Regions from separate parts of the Homo sapiens genome. Here region 2 is linked to region 1. A link is an interaction called in ENCODE POLR2A ChIA-PET data of the cell type or tissue named here. Cell type or tissue: PC-3. All regions are shown on one strand.

Region 1 (8,000 bases):
AAGGCTGATGATGCAAGTGAACTCCTGTCTGGCAGAAGAGAATTGACTTAGATAATTTTGATGTTCTTTGAAACCCATCAAGAGAATGTAAAGTTTGTTCAATGCTTTTTTTCTTCTGCTCTTTTAAAGCTGCAAGACTGAGGTACTCTAATTCCCTGATTTTTTAAAATCAGAATTGTACGGTTCTGCCTTTTATTTCAGAAAATGCTTTATGAATCATCCTAAACGGTTCCTTAGGAGGCAAAAAAAAAAAAAAAAAAAAAAACCTCTCAGTCTTCATGACCAGTTTCAAAATAGTTCTATTTTTAATTCATGTCTAAAAGCTACAAGTATTTAAACTTTAGTACATTTAAATAATGAAAATAATGATGTCATATTGATATACATCCTAATTAACACAGAGAAAGGCTACTGATAAAATAACTTTACTATGTTAATGTTTTGTCTTTGTTTTGCACGAGAAGCTTTCAGAAAGACAAATATTCTGTGAAATAATTAAAACTAGATTTATACCAAGAAGATGAAAAGAAAGAAGAAAAACCCACCAGAAACCCGAGAATTCAGAGAGAATTATTCACAATGACAAAGAGTCATCATCTCAGAGTCCCCTGGCCTGCTCCTGGTGCATCACCAGCCTCATCTGTATTCCCCACGGGAAGCAGCAGCAGCTCCAGGGAAGATCAGCAGCGAAGAAAGAATGTGTTATGCAAAAATAGTTATTTCAGACAGATCACAAATGGAAGCCTGGTGGGCAGAGAAAAGTTGAAGCAGTGTGCAACAAGAACATTTTAAAAGGCAGTACTTAAGAAGGGAGCAACTGTTTTTCCTTTTTAATTTTTTGTTGTTGAGGTTCAAATGAAGATGAGTTAAGGGGGCTCTCCTTTCAGTTTCCACGTTTAGGACTTTGGGCCTCGGTATCATATTATAATTAAATGTCAGATGAGAAATCATGAGAGTAGTTAAAACTAGGTGCCACACGGCAGGTCTAGGTTTTTGGGGCCTCAGTGACCTCAACTGTGGCCTCTACTGTGATTGCCTATCACTGGTGCCCATAAATAATATCTGAATGAGTCAGTCAATTGTTGTTTGGTATCTGGTTATTCAATACCCAAATTAGTGAATCCTATGAATAAGTTGCAGTTTACCAAACATAGTAAAAGCTTTGTTATTCAAATATTTGATGCAATGGCAAATAATAGTTAAAGCATTTTAATCAGCTAAAAGTTAATTCATATCTCAGTAACATTTATTAAGTACTTTTAACCAATATCATCCATTTTATTTAATCTTCACAGTAGTGACGATACTCCATTTTATGAATGAAGATAACTAAGGCTCAAAAATTATTAAGAAACTTAAACCAAGATAATAGTAGTTGACTTAGCTTCCTCTGGGGGTTTGGCTAATTTAATCCTCACAGTTCCCTAAGAAAGGTACTATTATTACCTCCATTATGCAGACGAGGAAACTGAGGCTCAGCGAGTTTTAGGTAAGTGGCCAAAATTCTTAAGGTAGCAAGTTATACAGTCAGCCAAGATGTGAACCAATCCTGGCAGTCTGGCCGCAGGGCCCAAGAAGAGCTCGTTAGGTGGTAGAAAGTTGGAACTGGAAAAGAAGTAGATTCTAAAAAAACAGTGATTCAGAGGCCAGTGCTATTCCTGCAGGCCACGCTGCTCTAACTAGGTACTCACCAGTTTTTTCCCTCTATCTCTTATCTCCTTACCCCATACCTGCCCACTGACCCACCTCCCCAGCCCCTCATTCCCTACCCCAGGATAAGAACAGTGCCAGCCTCTGATTTAATCTGGGTTTACATTATCTAAGGGGAAGAGACCAGGGATTTTACAGTAACCCAACACTTCCACCCAAAAGAAACAGGTTTAGACTGTGACAGATTTTTTACCAGAAGTTTTGTCACTTGAGTGAACTAGACTGGCCTTCTTTCTGGTGTCAAAAGAAAGACAGCTTTATTAATGGTTAATAATGATCTAAATGAACAGCTGTATTTTTATTAAGTAAAACTGATTCAGAAATCCTCATAATGCCCCTAGTCTTAAAATTATTCCCATCCTATGTGCTATATTGTCACTACTTTAAAAATTCACAGAATATAGTCTTATAACAGGATTGCAAAATACCAGAAATAAATCTTTCAAAAATATACATTTATGGATGTAGGGCTGATTCTAAAATAGGTATCAACCAGCGCTGCCTTTTTCTGCTTGCTTCAGATACCTGAAATACATACATCAAAACCATCTGTACACAGAAATGGGGCCATTGCTGGAAGCAGTATTCAGTATTATTCTTAAAGTTACAAAAACGTGAACTATCTATAAAATATTCTGTCTGATTCTTACTGAAAATAGCCCAATAGAAAAAATATTCATGTATGCATCATTATAATAATCAAGCTAGGATAAGGTGACAACTACCTTGGGAAAGTAGAGAAGAAAAATGTGAAATAGAAAGTAAAATATAAAAGTATGGTTGGTGCACGCCTGCTACATTCCACACTTCTATCTTGAACTGCATGTGCCATACAATTTAGAAGTGTGCTAAGTACAAACCTTTACAGTGACTGCAATGATGAAGTCGCTAACAAAATTCTCAAGTACGTACATTTACTTCCCCATGGAAAATCCATTGACAACGACCACTGATATAAGTCATTCTAGTCCTTACCAACACAGTTTGGCTCACTTTAGGGAAATAACTTATCCTTTTTGCCCCCATTTTTTCATCTGAAGAAGCAGGAAAATGACCAACGTGATTTCTTTAGTTTCCTCAAACTTTAATATTCATCAACTTGGTCAAAAACAATAATTTCAAATTTATGCATTAATAAAATGTGTGGGAGTCCGATCATGGTAAATGCACAGAGTGTGCTCTATGGGATAGCTATGTGAATACTCGAGAAGCAAAACAAGTCTTGCAAAATTATTAATAATCCTTTCTTTCATTTCTATGAAGTCAAGGTGTTACTGGAGTTGCTTAGAATAAGCATATCCACCCTCTCAAGTAGCAAACACCCTTACACTACTCTAAAAGATAGTGATTTTCATGAATCAATAGCTATTTCTTCTTTTTATATATCAAGAGTATAACTATTCTTTAAAAATATTTTTTTAATCAGACAAATGAAGATGTTCTTTAGAATATGTATGTGAGTGAAGGTATCCAAATTGGTAATAAGGGGCTAGGTTTTAGGAATGTAGAGAAAATGGACTTGGGATATTAGATCTGCTAATATCAAGACAAAATCTGAATCCTTGTTGAAGTTCAAAATAATGACTCAGATTTCAAGGGTTTCTTTTTCTTCCTTCTACAAAGAAATACAGTCACGTACTGCATAACAAGGTTTTGGCCAAGGACATGCTGCCTACATGATGGTAGGCCCATAAGATTATAACATCATATTTTTACTGTGTCTTTTCTATGTTTAGATATGTTATATACACAAATACTTACCTTTGTGTTACAATTACCTACAATATTCAGTACAGTAACGTGGTACAGGTTTGTAGCCGAGAAGCAATAGGCTACATCACATTCTCTAGGTTTATATAAATAGACCCTGTATCAGCTATATCATCTAGGTTTGTGTAAATACACCCTATGATGTTCCCACAACAAAATCGGCAAATGACGCATTTCTCAGGATGTTTCCCTGTTGTTAAGCAAAGTGTGACTATAACATTTTTATTGAGTATTTGAACAAGCCTCTCCCTATCACAATGAATTCAATCACTCATGAATTATTTCATAAGGTGCTGTAATATGGTATAATACATTATACATTTTTCTCAGGCTATAATTTTGGTATTTAATGAAACTAAGCAGACTGCCTTAGTGTTGTTATGGGAACATTTATCAGATGGGAGGAAGTTGGCAGTAAGCTGTCTGCTGCCAAATGGGAAAGGATTCATTAGCTCTAGAAGACTGGCAGTCCTAAGAATCATTTAAATACAGACATAAAAAAATGCTCGGTTGGCAATTAGGATTTTACACAATTCTAAAATCTCTTTTTAACACATACAGGTGAGAGCTTTACAATACTTGGTAAACAATTCTGAACAAATTCAAGTAAAGTTGCAAATTTCAGAAGAATACAGGAAAAAGAACAGATGGAGTTGATGTGTAAGAGAAAAGTCATTTGTTTCCAAAAGAACAGGGAAGGCCAGTGTCTACACTAGCATACCATAATAGGAGTTGCCTAAAAGCAGGCAAAGTGATCATTTTGTCACAGGCAGACATTTGACTTGGCTATATATACATTCTATAGAAAAATTTTACCTTGATAGTCCACATCGAGGTTAAAAAAAGTGAAATAGGCCGGGCGCGGTGACTCACACCTGTAATCCCAGAACTCTGTGAGGCCGAGGCTGGCGGATCACCTGAGGTCAGGAGTTCGAAACCGGCCTGGCCAACATGGCGAAATCCCATCTCTACTAAAAATACAAAAATTAGCCGGGCATGGTGGCATGTGCCTGTAATCCCAGATACTGGGGAGGCTGAGGGAGGAGAACCACTTGAACCTAGGAGGGGGAGGTTGTGGTGAGCCAAGATGGCGCCACTGCACTCCAGCCTGGGAGACAGAGCAAGACTCTGGCCAAAACAAAAAAAGGCCAGGAATGGTGGCTCACACCTGTAATCCCAGCACTTTGGGAGGCTGAGGCGGGTGGATCACGAGGTCAGGAGCTCAAGACCAGCCTGGCCAAGATGGTGAAACCCCATCTCTACTAAAAATACAAAAATTAGCTGGGTGTGGTGGCGGGTGCTGGTAATCCCAGCTATTCAGGAGGCTGAGGCAGAGAATTGCTTGAACCTGGGAAGCAGATGTTGCAGTGAGCCGTGATCACGCCACTGCACTTCAGCCTGGGCGACAGAGCAAGACTCCATCAAAATAAATAAATAAATAAATAAATAAATAAATAAATAAATAAAGGGAAATGTATCAGGTATAGAACTGATTTCTGCATCTTTGACACTTTGTGGAATATAAACGTGACCCCCTGTGCAACATTTGACAATGAATTTCTTAGTTGATCCACTCAAAGAAATGGAGTCCCCAAACACATATGCATGCACGCTAATTACATACAGTTTAAAGTATCTTGCCCTGGGTTTAAAAGTTTTCACCAGCAAATTTGACTCATCCTTTCCCTATGAGAATTTTGATTTAATTTCACTTCTTCATTTAGAAAATGGCCATGCCTTTGAGAAACCTTAATTGTCAGTCAGCATTTATTACCACACTCTTCTATACTCTCTCTGAGCTATAGGAGCTGGAAGCTGAAGCACTATGTTTCCCAGACTCCCTTGCCATTAGGGTTCTGGATAAGGCTTAGGTTCAGCCAAGGAGATGTACTCACATCATGTGATTAGCTGAAAGCAAAGGAAGGTAAAAGTCATCCATCCCCAGCACTTGACATGGCTACTGACTACAGGTTTTGGTAAAAACTTTTTAATAACTGGCAATTCCATATTCCAATTCTAGTCACCAGTTTAGGGGCTATGGAGTAGTTACAGCTTTGGCAGGCATTTCCTGCATTTGTGCATGGCAGTTTCCTGGACTCCAGTTCACAGTTTGCAGTAGAGGGAACAACAGCAACAAGAAACCTGAACTGATATATTCCTCTGCTTTTTCTAAAAATTTTGAAGATACTTAATTCATTGTTTTAAAACTCTTTTCAGTGTGAAATATCTGGGGCTTTTGTTGTTGTTCGCCCTGAGGTCCCTTCTCTCAAGAAAAACTAATGATCTGAATCTATCAATTCAGGATATGCATTGGCCCACAAGTCAAAGTTGTGGTATTTTTAAAGAGATCACAAAAGCATGTAGCATAGACAGTGTGGTCTCTGTAATTGCTTGATGTAGGCTTTAATGAGGACAAGAGAATATTCTCTCATCCTTTCTTATTCCCACCCTTTCTTCCAGGCTTAAATAACCATCTGGACAAGGTGTGTTCATCCTTATTTTTATTCTGCTTCCCTCTCTTCTCTTTCTACTCTTCACACTTGCGTAAGCCCTGGGCTGGGTTATGGAAGCACAGCAGTAGGTGTTAGGATACATATTTTGCTCTGGCATATATGATAGGTACACCATGGTTTAAAGTTTCTGGTTGATTTAGGGGTAGAAATAAGTAAAGCCAATTTTACATTATTTTTAAGTCACTTAAGGGAATCAGAACAGAGTCCTACATTTGGTTTGGTCTAGCTCCTCAGGCACTATACTGAGGTTTAGGGCCAAAGGCTTAGCCAGTAGCTATTTATCATGAATAAATAGATTTCTATCATGATCTCAGGTGGAAGTTGGTATAAGACACAGTTTTATTTTTATTTTATTTTTTATTTACTTATTATTTGTTTTTAGAGACGAGGTCTTGCTCTGTCACCCAGGCTGGAGTGCAGTGGTGTAATCATAACTTACTGCATCTTTGAATTCCTGTGCCATCAACTGATCCTCTGTGAAGAGCCCTTCCTCTGGGTGTCTCCTTAGCTACCTCTTCACCTATTTCAAGTCTGCTCAAATCTCCTCTCCTTCTCAATGAGGCCTATTCTGACCACTCTACTTAACAATTCCACCCACCCTCACCCTGCCACTCCCTTATCCCACCCCATACAATTTTCTATTTGTATGGAACTTATCACCTTCTAACATCTTTTATAATTTACTTATTTATACTTTATTGGATTTATTATGTTTTGTCTTCTACTGTTAAGACAGTAAGGAACTTTGTAGAAACTTTACTGTCATATCCCAAGTGCCTAAAACAGTACTTGGCATATAATAATACCTCAAATACTTGTTGAATATGTGTCAATAAGAAGTTCCTAAATGAATCAATTGTTTTGATTTCTCCTCTCCCTCTTGTCCCCTATAAGGTCCTATCAGTTCTGTATAACTTGCTATTTCTAAAAATAATGGGATTTAAGTTTTTTTTTTTTTTTAGGGTCCTGGCTCTATACAATTAAAAGCCGTTGCAAAATCTGTTAATTGGGTAGATTTACATAGAATGATTATGAAATAACCATTGAGATCACTTACTTCAGTGGTTCCCAGACTTGGATTTCATGGACCAGTAAAATATCCCCCACAGCAGAGAGAGGGCAGTGAGGATCAGATGAAAATATAATGTCAGTATGTTCTTTTGCTCTGCAAAGGCATTAAATTAAACCAATAGCATCTATCATAATTAAAATAGGATTAGGTTCATATACCTAATCCACCAAAAAACTTAGAAGAAAAAATGGTTCTACCAGAGATAAAGGGCTGCCAATGTTGCACATGTATATAGGCATATATACATATATAATTTTTAAATTTCTTTCATCATTTTACTATAATCTAGTGATTAGCACTGACTCTGGGTAGGGGAGGAGAGATTTTGATGATTTTGTTCAGTAGTCTATCCAGTACAGGAATCCCTAAAAAAATGATTCCTGAAAGAAGGTTATGCTCTATGGAATCTGCGATTAAACAAAACGGCAGCAGCTGCTGCAGCAATAACAACAACAGCAACAAACTCAGCAAAAGCAGTTTATTTCATGTTGGATGACTCTTATAATAGAAAACATTTCTTTGTATCTCTTTTTGATGTAAGGGATACTGCACATGGTTTAAAAATAAGAATAATCAAACGAAGACAGACATTCCACATTTCTCCTTCCATAAAGGCAGTCTTTTTCCCAAACATTGAAAAATGAAATAATGCCATTTTTAAATATAGACTAATTATTCTTTGTACAAACAGTAAAACATTTGCTATGTCTATTTTTTTACCTGTACAATCTTTAAGACAGATTCAGACAGACACAAACTTAAACTGAACATTAACCTTTAATGTGCTTCATACAGTCCCCTAACCTTTTAACCAATCAGACCTCATTCTCAACTTATACAATTTTTATATTAAACCCTTTTCCCTTGTTGCTTTACCCAAGAATAAAAGAAAAACCCTTGAACATCTGAAACTGCTTTGATGTCTAAGTAGTTGT
Region 2 (8,000 bases), 520 kb after region 1:
ATGCTAAATCAGCCAGTACTGAAATGGTTTATATATACAAGTTGAAAGACCTCCATGATCTAAGGCAAATTACCTATGATAACCCATCGGTTTCAGTGCTATGCACCTAAATTGGAGAGACAACTGGTATTCTCTGCAAGAGGACACAAATCCAGTGTTAATGATGGACTCATAGAGAACCTGGACAGCTGCCTCATCCTTCCTGAGTACTTAAAGCTTCTGTTATTAAAAGTTCTGCATTCCATGACTCATCATGGAAGAGATAAAATAATCCAAATTAAATACATATTGGTGTGATGGCTTCTAAATTGCTAAAATAGTTTATGACCAATGTTTGGTTTGTCAAACCCATATTCCTGGGAAGACAATCAAAGCTTCAAGTAGATTCTGCTACCTGATGGGCCACTTAAACATTTATAGAGGGATTTCATTCAATTGTCATTTTCAAAGCATATGTTCTGGTTGTATAAAAGCTTTCCCATGCAAGAGAGCCGATGTTATAACAGATTATTATGCCACAGTGTATTTCACCAGGTAAAGAAAGCTTTTTATGGTTCACTGACTGAATATAATCAATCAACCCCTTCACAGTCTAGAACACGAAGATTGGATCTTCTGAGAACATCAGAGAAAGACTGCCCTTGCCGTCCACACCACAGTAAAACTTTGGGACCTTGAACCTTGGGTTCATAATCTCGCAACTGACAAGGGCCCTTCCGCATTCTTGGAACTGTACACCCATTGGCACTCTTAAGCTAAAGCTAACCAGAGGAGTTTCTTTTCAGAAAAAGATGGCATCCTTGATGTGAACAGCTTTTTCCCAAGACTACAGATCAAGACTTCTCTACCACCATGAGACACTTATCTTTGATTTTTTCCCTTGGTTATGCCTCTATGAACAATAAAAGTGGAAAGGGGGTCTGTTGTGTGCACTCATGGGGTGTAGTTTTATTTGTGAAGGATTTTTCAGCCAGCCTTATACATGGATAACCTTATAACTCGATAGATGGAAGGTGAAGGCCCAATGTAGATGAGAAATTTTAATGGTGCCTATGTTGCCTCATAGGCAGTCAAAAACAGAGCATTGGCTCACTCCTCATTTTTTTTTTTTTTTTTTGAGACGAAGTCTCATTCTTCTCACCCAGGCTGGAGTGCAATGGCACGATCTCGGCTCAGTGTAACCTCTGCCTCCTGGGTTCAAGCGATTCTCCTGCCTCAGCCTCCTGAGTAGCTGGGATTACAGCCACCTGCCACTACACCCAGCTAATTTTTGTATTTTTAGTAGAGACGGGGTTTCACCATGTTGGCCAGGCTGGTCTCGAACTCCTGACCTCAGGTGATCTACCCGCCTCGGCCTCCCAAAGTGCTGGGATTACAGGCATGAGCCACCGCGCCTGGCTGTCTCACTCCTTTTAACCTATGTCATGGGTTAAAGAGCACATTGCCTCCAGGCAATGTTCTCTTCTAGAAGGGCATCATTTATTAGGTCATTTTTTCCATTATTTGGAGAAAAAGAGGCAACGATTAGAAATGTATCCCTCATGATAGGCTCCATAGCAGATTCTACTGTAAGGGCTATGGATACGCAAGATACTTTAAATTCTCTTGTGAAAGTTATGCTAAGTAATAGAATTTCTCTAGATTACTTACTGGCTAAACACAGAAGTATCCGTTCAGCTGCTGGCCCTTGTGGCCTATGGAAAAATACATCACATCCAATATATTATAGGGATTCAATTGTAAGATATTAATGCAGAGACTGTTAAGTGAGTAGACTTTTTAGCTCATTCTTTGATCCATTTGATTTTAGATGGTTTGGTTTATGGGGACCCTGGGTAAGACACATACTCCAAACTCGTGATATTATCCTCCCCAATGATAGTAGTATATAGTACTAATAGTAATAATAACAGTAATAATAGTAACAGTAACTAACAGTAATAATAGTAGTCTCCTTGGTGCGCTGTATTCTTTCAAAGTTTTTAAATGTTTGTATGCAGCCGTCTCTAGAATGTCCAATGGTCTCTCTTCAATTGGAAAGACAAGAGCTGAAAGAATGTGTGACCATGAGGGCACCATAACCTATGAATGACTGGAAACCAAAAATGATGGTGACTGAGGGTGGTGCTAAGACCCTAAGTTTTGGTCACACTCTCACCTAAATGAGAACCTGACAAAAAGGGGGAAATTTTTAAACAAAATTATGGGAGGCCATTGTTTTGGACTGAGCTTATGCACTAGGTCCAAAAAGACCAGACCAAACCAAAATGGAGTCACTTGTGCTAAATATGACATAATCAAAGTAAGACTTTAAGGAAACTCCTAGATCCTAGAACAAACCAGGTTTTGTTTTTTCTCTTGTAAACAGGACGTTCCAGCATAAGGAGGTACTCTCTACTGTAACCCTTAAAAAAATAAGCTGAAGCACACCCAGCTTGCAAAAACCCACTGTTCTTCTGTTTCCCAGTGGGTGTCAAGACTGAATAAGTACTTTTATGATGGCAATAATGACATCAGTGACTTGAGTCAATTTTGAGAGGATGACCATAAGGGGGGAATTGTTAATTCAAGTTTAACCTGAAGCTGCCTCTTACATATTTTAAGTTGAGCCTAAAGATTTTCCTGTACATAGTGAACTATAGCCTAAATGGAAGTGTAAACAGACTCTAGTCTACTCATGCCAATCACTAAGTTTTGGCCAATCCAATGTGGCCAACTGTTTGAACCATGTTCAAATAAACCCTGAGCTATAACCAATCCAGCTGTTTCTGTATGTCACTTCCGTTTTCTGTCCATAAATCTTCCACCACGTGGCTGTGCTGGAGTCTCTGAGTCTACTCTGTGTCCGGAGGCTGCCCAATTTGTGAATCATTCTTTGCTCAATTAAACTCTTCTAAATTTTATTCAGCTGAAGTTTTTCTTTTAACAGTCTGTTTTGCTCATATGTTTACAATATTGGTTTATAATTTTTTTCTTTTACTGTCCTCTAGTTTTTGAATCAGAGTTATGTTAGCCTAACCAAATAAGTGAACTATTTCCCTTCTCTTTCTAGTTCTGAGAATAATTGGTGTAAAACTGGAATTATTTCTTCCTTGAATGTGTGGCAGAATATATTTGAAAAGACATTTGGGCCTGCTGTTTCCTTTATGGAAATATTTTAAAATATTGATGAAATATCTTTAAAGTTTATAGTATTATTCAGGTTTTCTATTTATTTTTCACTTTTTTTATTAAATCCTATTTTTCTAGGCATCTGTTCATATTATATTAACTTTCAAATCAATTGACTTAAACTGATTTTTAAAAAAATCTCTGCTGCATTTGCGATTATATCTTCAATTTACTCACCAAATTTTGTTTGGCTGTTTAACAACTTTAATATTTTTTCTCTAAAAAAACAACTTTTGACTTATTTGATGTTGTAATTTATTTTATTTCATGTATTTTATATTTGCTATTTCATTAATTTCCCCCGGGACCTGTTTTACATGTATGTGCTATAAATATCACTTAGGTGATTCTTACAGTTGATGTAAAATATCTGAGAATCTTAAATCCTTACTCAAAATATTCACATTTCATTGTGTTCTCTGATATGTTTGGACTTATTTCTATCATCTTATTTTATGCTTTCTGTTTTTCTTGCCTGCTTTATTTTTTCTCGCAAAGATTATTTTGCATTAATATTGCCCTCCTATCATTACATTTTTTCCTTCTATTTGTTTGAAAGTTATACAGTATCTTAAATATTTTTATGGGTTATGCTAGAAATTATAATGTTTCATAGATAACTCTGTGAACCTAAATTTAATAAATGTATTTGCCCTTTTTTTCTAGAGTGCTTTAGGTACAAATAACCTATCTAGACTTCTAAGCTATAGGTTTTTAATTCAGTTCTATTTTTTAATACCCATAAGTTTTTTGTTATTACTTTTCTTTTTTTTTTTTTTTTTTTTTTTTGAGACAGAATTTCACTCTTGTTGCCCAGGCTGGAGAGCAGTGGTGCAATCTCGGCTCACTGCAAACTCCGCCTCCCAAGTTCAAGCAGTTCTCCTGCCTCAGCCTCCCGAGTAGCTGGGATTACAGGCATGTGCCACCATGCCTGGCTAATTTTGTATTTTTAGTAGAGGTGGGGATTCTTCATGTTGGTCAGGCTGGTCTTGAACCCCCGACCTTACTATTTTTATATGTTGCTTTAGATTTAACAATATCCATATTTTTTTAAATTCACCATATCTTCTTGCATTACAAACCTATGTCCTGGGATCATATTCCTTCTTCATAAAGTATATTTCTTATAAATTATATTAAATCACTTTTGGTGGTAAACACTCAGGTTTATATTGTTTTTCTTATTGTTTACAAATATCTTTTGTTGTATATATGATTTTAGGTTGACAGTTATTTTTTTCCCAATACTTTAAAGAAATGTTTGCATTGTTTCCTAGTTTTCATGCAGTTAAGAAATCAGCTGTCATTCAAATTTTGATTTGTTGTAGGTAATCTGTCTTTTCCTTCTGGCTGCTTATAAAACCATTTACTGGCTGGGTGCGGTGGCTCAAGCCTGTAATCCTAGCACTTTGGGAGTCCGAGCCATGAGAATCACTTGAGTTCAGGAGTTCGAGACCAGCCTGGGAAACATAGTAATACCTCATCTCTATAAAAATAGAAATTTAAATTAAATTAAAAAATAAAACCCTTAGCTTGTTATTTGTGTTTTGGAATCCATGCTATGTTATGTCTAGGTGAAGATTGTTAAAAATATATATATCTTGCTAGGAATTTTCTGTCCTCTAAATTTAAACACTTATTCTTTAATCAGTTATGGAAAATTACTAATATCTTCTCAAATGTTACCATTTTTCAATTTTCTGCATTATCACTTTCCAGATCCCCAGGCAGAGGTTTGTTACATCATTTTATATACTTTTCCTGCATCACTTAATCTCTCTTCCATGATTACTATTGTTGCTGTTTTAAATTCTGGGTTATTTTCGAAATTGAATTTCATGTTTCCTTATTATTTTTCAGATATGTTTAATCAGATATTTAAGATTTTATTGAAGTAATACACATATTCAAGGAAAATACCAATTATTCATTTCAATAAATTATCCCATCCAGTGGCGTTTTTTTAAATAGACCTTATTTTTTAGAGCAGTTTTAGGTTCACAACAAACTTGAGCACAAGGTACAGAGATTTCCCATATACTCTCTATGCCTACATATGCACAGCTTCCCCCATTGTCAATATCCCCCACCAGAGTAGTACCTTTGTTATGTTAGATGAAACTACATTGAAACATAATTATCATTGAAGGTTCATAGTTCCTTTGGCATTCATTCTTGGTGTGCATTCTATGGATTTTTACAGACATGTCATGATATATATCCACCATTATAGTATCATAACAAAAGAGTTTCTCTGCCCTAAAAATTCTCTGTGCCTCTGGTGGGAATATTGATAATGGGGAAGACTAGGCATGCTTAGGGGTAGGGAGTATATGGAAAATCTCTGTACCTTCCTCTTACTTTTGCTGTGAACCTAAAATTATTCTAAAATAAAGTCTATTAAAAAAAAATCTCTGTGCCCTGCCTATTGATCCCTGGAAGCCACTGATCTTTTTACTGCCTCCATAGTTTCACCTTTTCCAGAATGTCATATAGTAATAAGAAATATAATCTAACAGTATGCAGCCTTTCAGATTGGCTTGTTTCACTTAGTAATATGCATTTAATGTTCTATGTCTTTTCATGGCTTGATAGCTCATGTCTTTTGCATGCTGAACAATATTCCATTGTCTTGCCGTCCAAAGTTTATTTATCCATTCTCCTACTGAAAGACATCTTGGTTGCTTCCAAGTTTTGGCAAGAATGAATAAAGCTTCTATAAACACTTGTGTGCTGGGTTTCGTATGGTCAAGGTTTTCAATTTGTTCAGGTAAATGCCAAGGAGTACAATTGCTGAATTGTATGGCAAGAATGTTTTGTTTTGTCGGTCGTGCGCAGTGGCTTATGCCTCTAATCACAGCACTTTGGGAGGCTGAGGTGGGCAGATCACCTGAGGCCAGGAGTTCGAGACCAGCCTGGCCAACATAGCAAAACCCTGTCTCTACTAAAAATACCAAAAACTAGCTGGGTGTGGTGGTGCATGCCTGTAGTCCCAGCTACTCAGAAAGCTGAGGCACAAGAATTGCTTGAACCTGGGAGGTGGAGGTTGCAGCGAGCTGAGATCGTGCCACCGTACTCCAGCCTGTGTGACAGAGTGAGACTGTCTCAAAAAAAAAAAAAAAAGTTTTCTTTAAAAAAGAAAACCTGGGTATTTCCCTTCCTCCAGGTTTGTTAGGCTCTAATAAAACCCCAGTAGTTTAAGCTTGGTAAATAGTTTGTCGCTAAGTCAGGCCTTGTTATGAAGGATAGAATTTTCTGGTGTATTTCAAAGTTGTTTCCATTTCTTTCCTCCTGATAGATGCATGAGAGGACTTTTCTTCACTAGTCACTACGACAGCCTAGTTGAGTTCCTGGAGGTAAAACTCACAAAAGTGTGGGGATATCCAATGACTTTTATCTCTCAGTCTTGTCCACATTGAACCTCTAGCAATTGATTACAGTTCATGCATCCCTACACTGGCATTGGCTCCAAAGGGTATTTCTGCTGGAGGGTTGATATGATGGCTCGTGGTGGGGTGGAGGAGTGTGTTCTGCTTCTGCAAATTATGGTTCTCTGTATTCACTTGTCTGCCCTTCCAATTGGGGTAGTGTCTTGCCCTGTGATATATGACTTCTCTCATGGACCTAAGAAGAGTTTATTTTTCAGTTTCTTCAGCTTTTTACTTGTTGTTCAGAGGAGTGACAACTTCCAAGCTTCTGCATGGTGGACGGGAGCCTGGAAGCCTGGAGTTCTCTCCATCTAGTGAATTTTAAGTTTCACATATATTTTTTATTTCTATAATTTCTATTTGTTCCTTTTCAAACTTTTCGTGCTCATTTCTTATTACATTTTTATTGCCTTATTATTTTGTTAGACATGATAAGCATGCTAATTTTGCTTTCAAAATTTAACGTTTTGGAAAATCTGAAATATTTATGGATCTACCTCTATTTACTTAATCTAGTATCCTTGCTCATGTACTCTTGTCATCTTACATCTTAAAGAAAACATCTCATTGCAAACCTATGGTTACTGGAACTTGCTTTGTGAGGATTTTCGAGACTTTGATAGAGTGTATATTCCTGCAGAGATGATTTGCTTCTAACCTCTGCCAGCAACGCAGATTCCTTTCACATTTGGGCCACCTTAATTTCTTTCCTTGGTGTTTTTTGGGGTCATGTAGATACTGTAATTTCAGACCTACAATTACTATATAACGATTGACTGATATTCATAAAGTTTCAGAGAGTTCCTCAACTACTCCATCTTTCCACCTCACATACCCAGAGCTGAAATTACCGTAGACAAGATTCTCTGCTGAATTCTCTCCTGAGGCAGTTTTATTCTAGTTTATCTTTTCACAGAGGATGTAGCACATTAGGGCTTCTAGACTTATGGCTGAGTGCCCAATAGAACACTCCAAATATCTTTTCTTTTGTCTCTCATGTGGCTTTTGAAATTACAATTCTGTGTTGCTGGAGATTGGCAGATGCCATATGGCAGCTGCTGCTGGGTTTAAAGCCCGCTTTCCTCTCAGATTCATAATGCTACTTCATTTTTGGCCTTTGAGAATTAATTTTCTTCATTTTCTGCTAGATATATAGTTTTGATATAGACTAAAATATCGTTTTAAAAATACTTTGTACACCAATTTTAGGTCTATTATACTGACAATGTTTTTCAGATATATAGTGGCATATTTAACTTGAAAGGAACACTTGAAAATTTAATTTTGAGCTTGAGTATTTAATTTTTATGTAGTAAAGAATAAATCATTCTATAAAGCAGGTATTTAAACAGAGTAACTCCCTATTTACCAATAGTTTTAGATGTATTTTGGATTTCCTTC

What was found. Peaks named below come from ENCODE experiments on the same cell type or tissue, not always from the same donor. Only the 100,000 strongest peaks of a DNase experiment are listed, where the experiment ranks them.
Region 2: POLR2A ChIA-PET joins it to region 1 with 6 read pairs; 2 of 35 experiments call an interaction of 5 or more read pairs at or near these places.

What each region holds. Positions count from the first base shown.
Region 1 is chr4:101,157,625-101,165,624 of GRCh38, forward strand. All of the region lies in intron 2 of PPP3CA (protein phosphatase 3 catalytic subunit alpha), which reads right to left. Among named protein-coding and RNA genes, the nearest start is that of MIR8066, 79 kb to the right of the region's middle. In PC-3, no CTCF peak of the experiment used is centred here; a DNase peak (open chromatin) is centred at 3,647; H3K27ac peaks cover 5,419 bases.
Region 2 is chr4:101,675,563-101,683,562 of GRCh38, forward strand. No RefSeq gene overlaps it. Among named protein-coding and RNA genes, the nearest start is that of BANK1, 110 kb to the right of the region's middle. In PC-3, no CTCF peak of the experiment used is centred here; no DNase peak of the experiment used is centred here.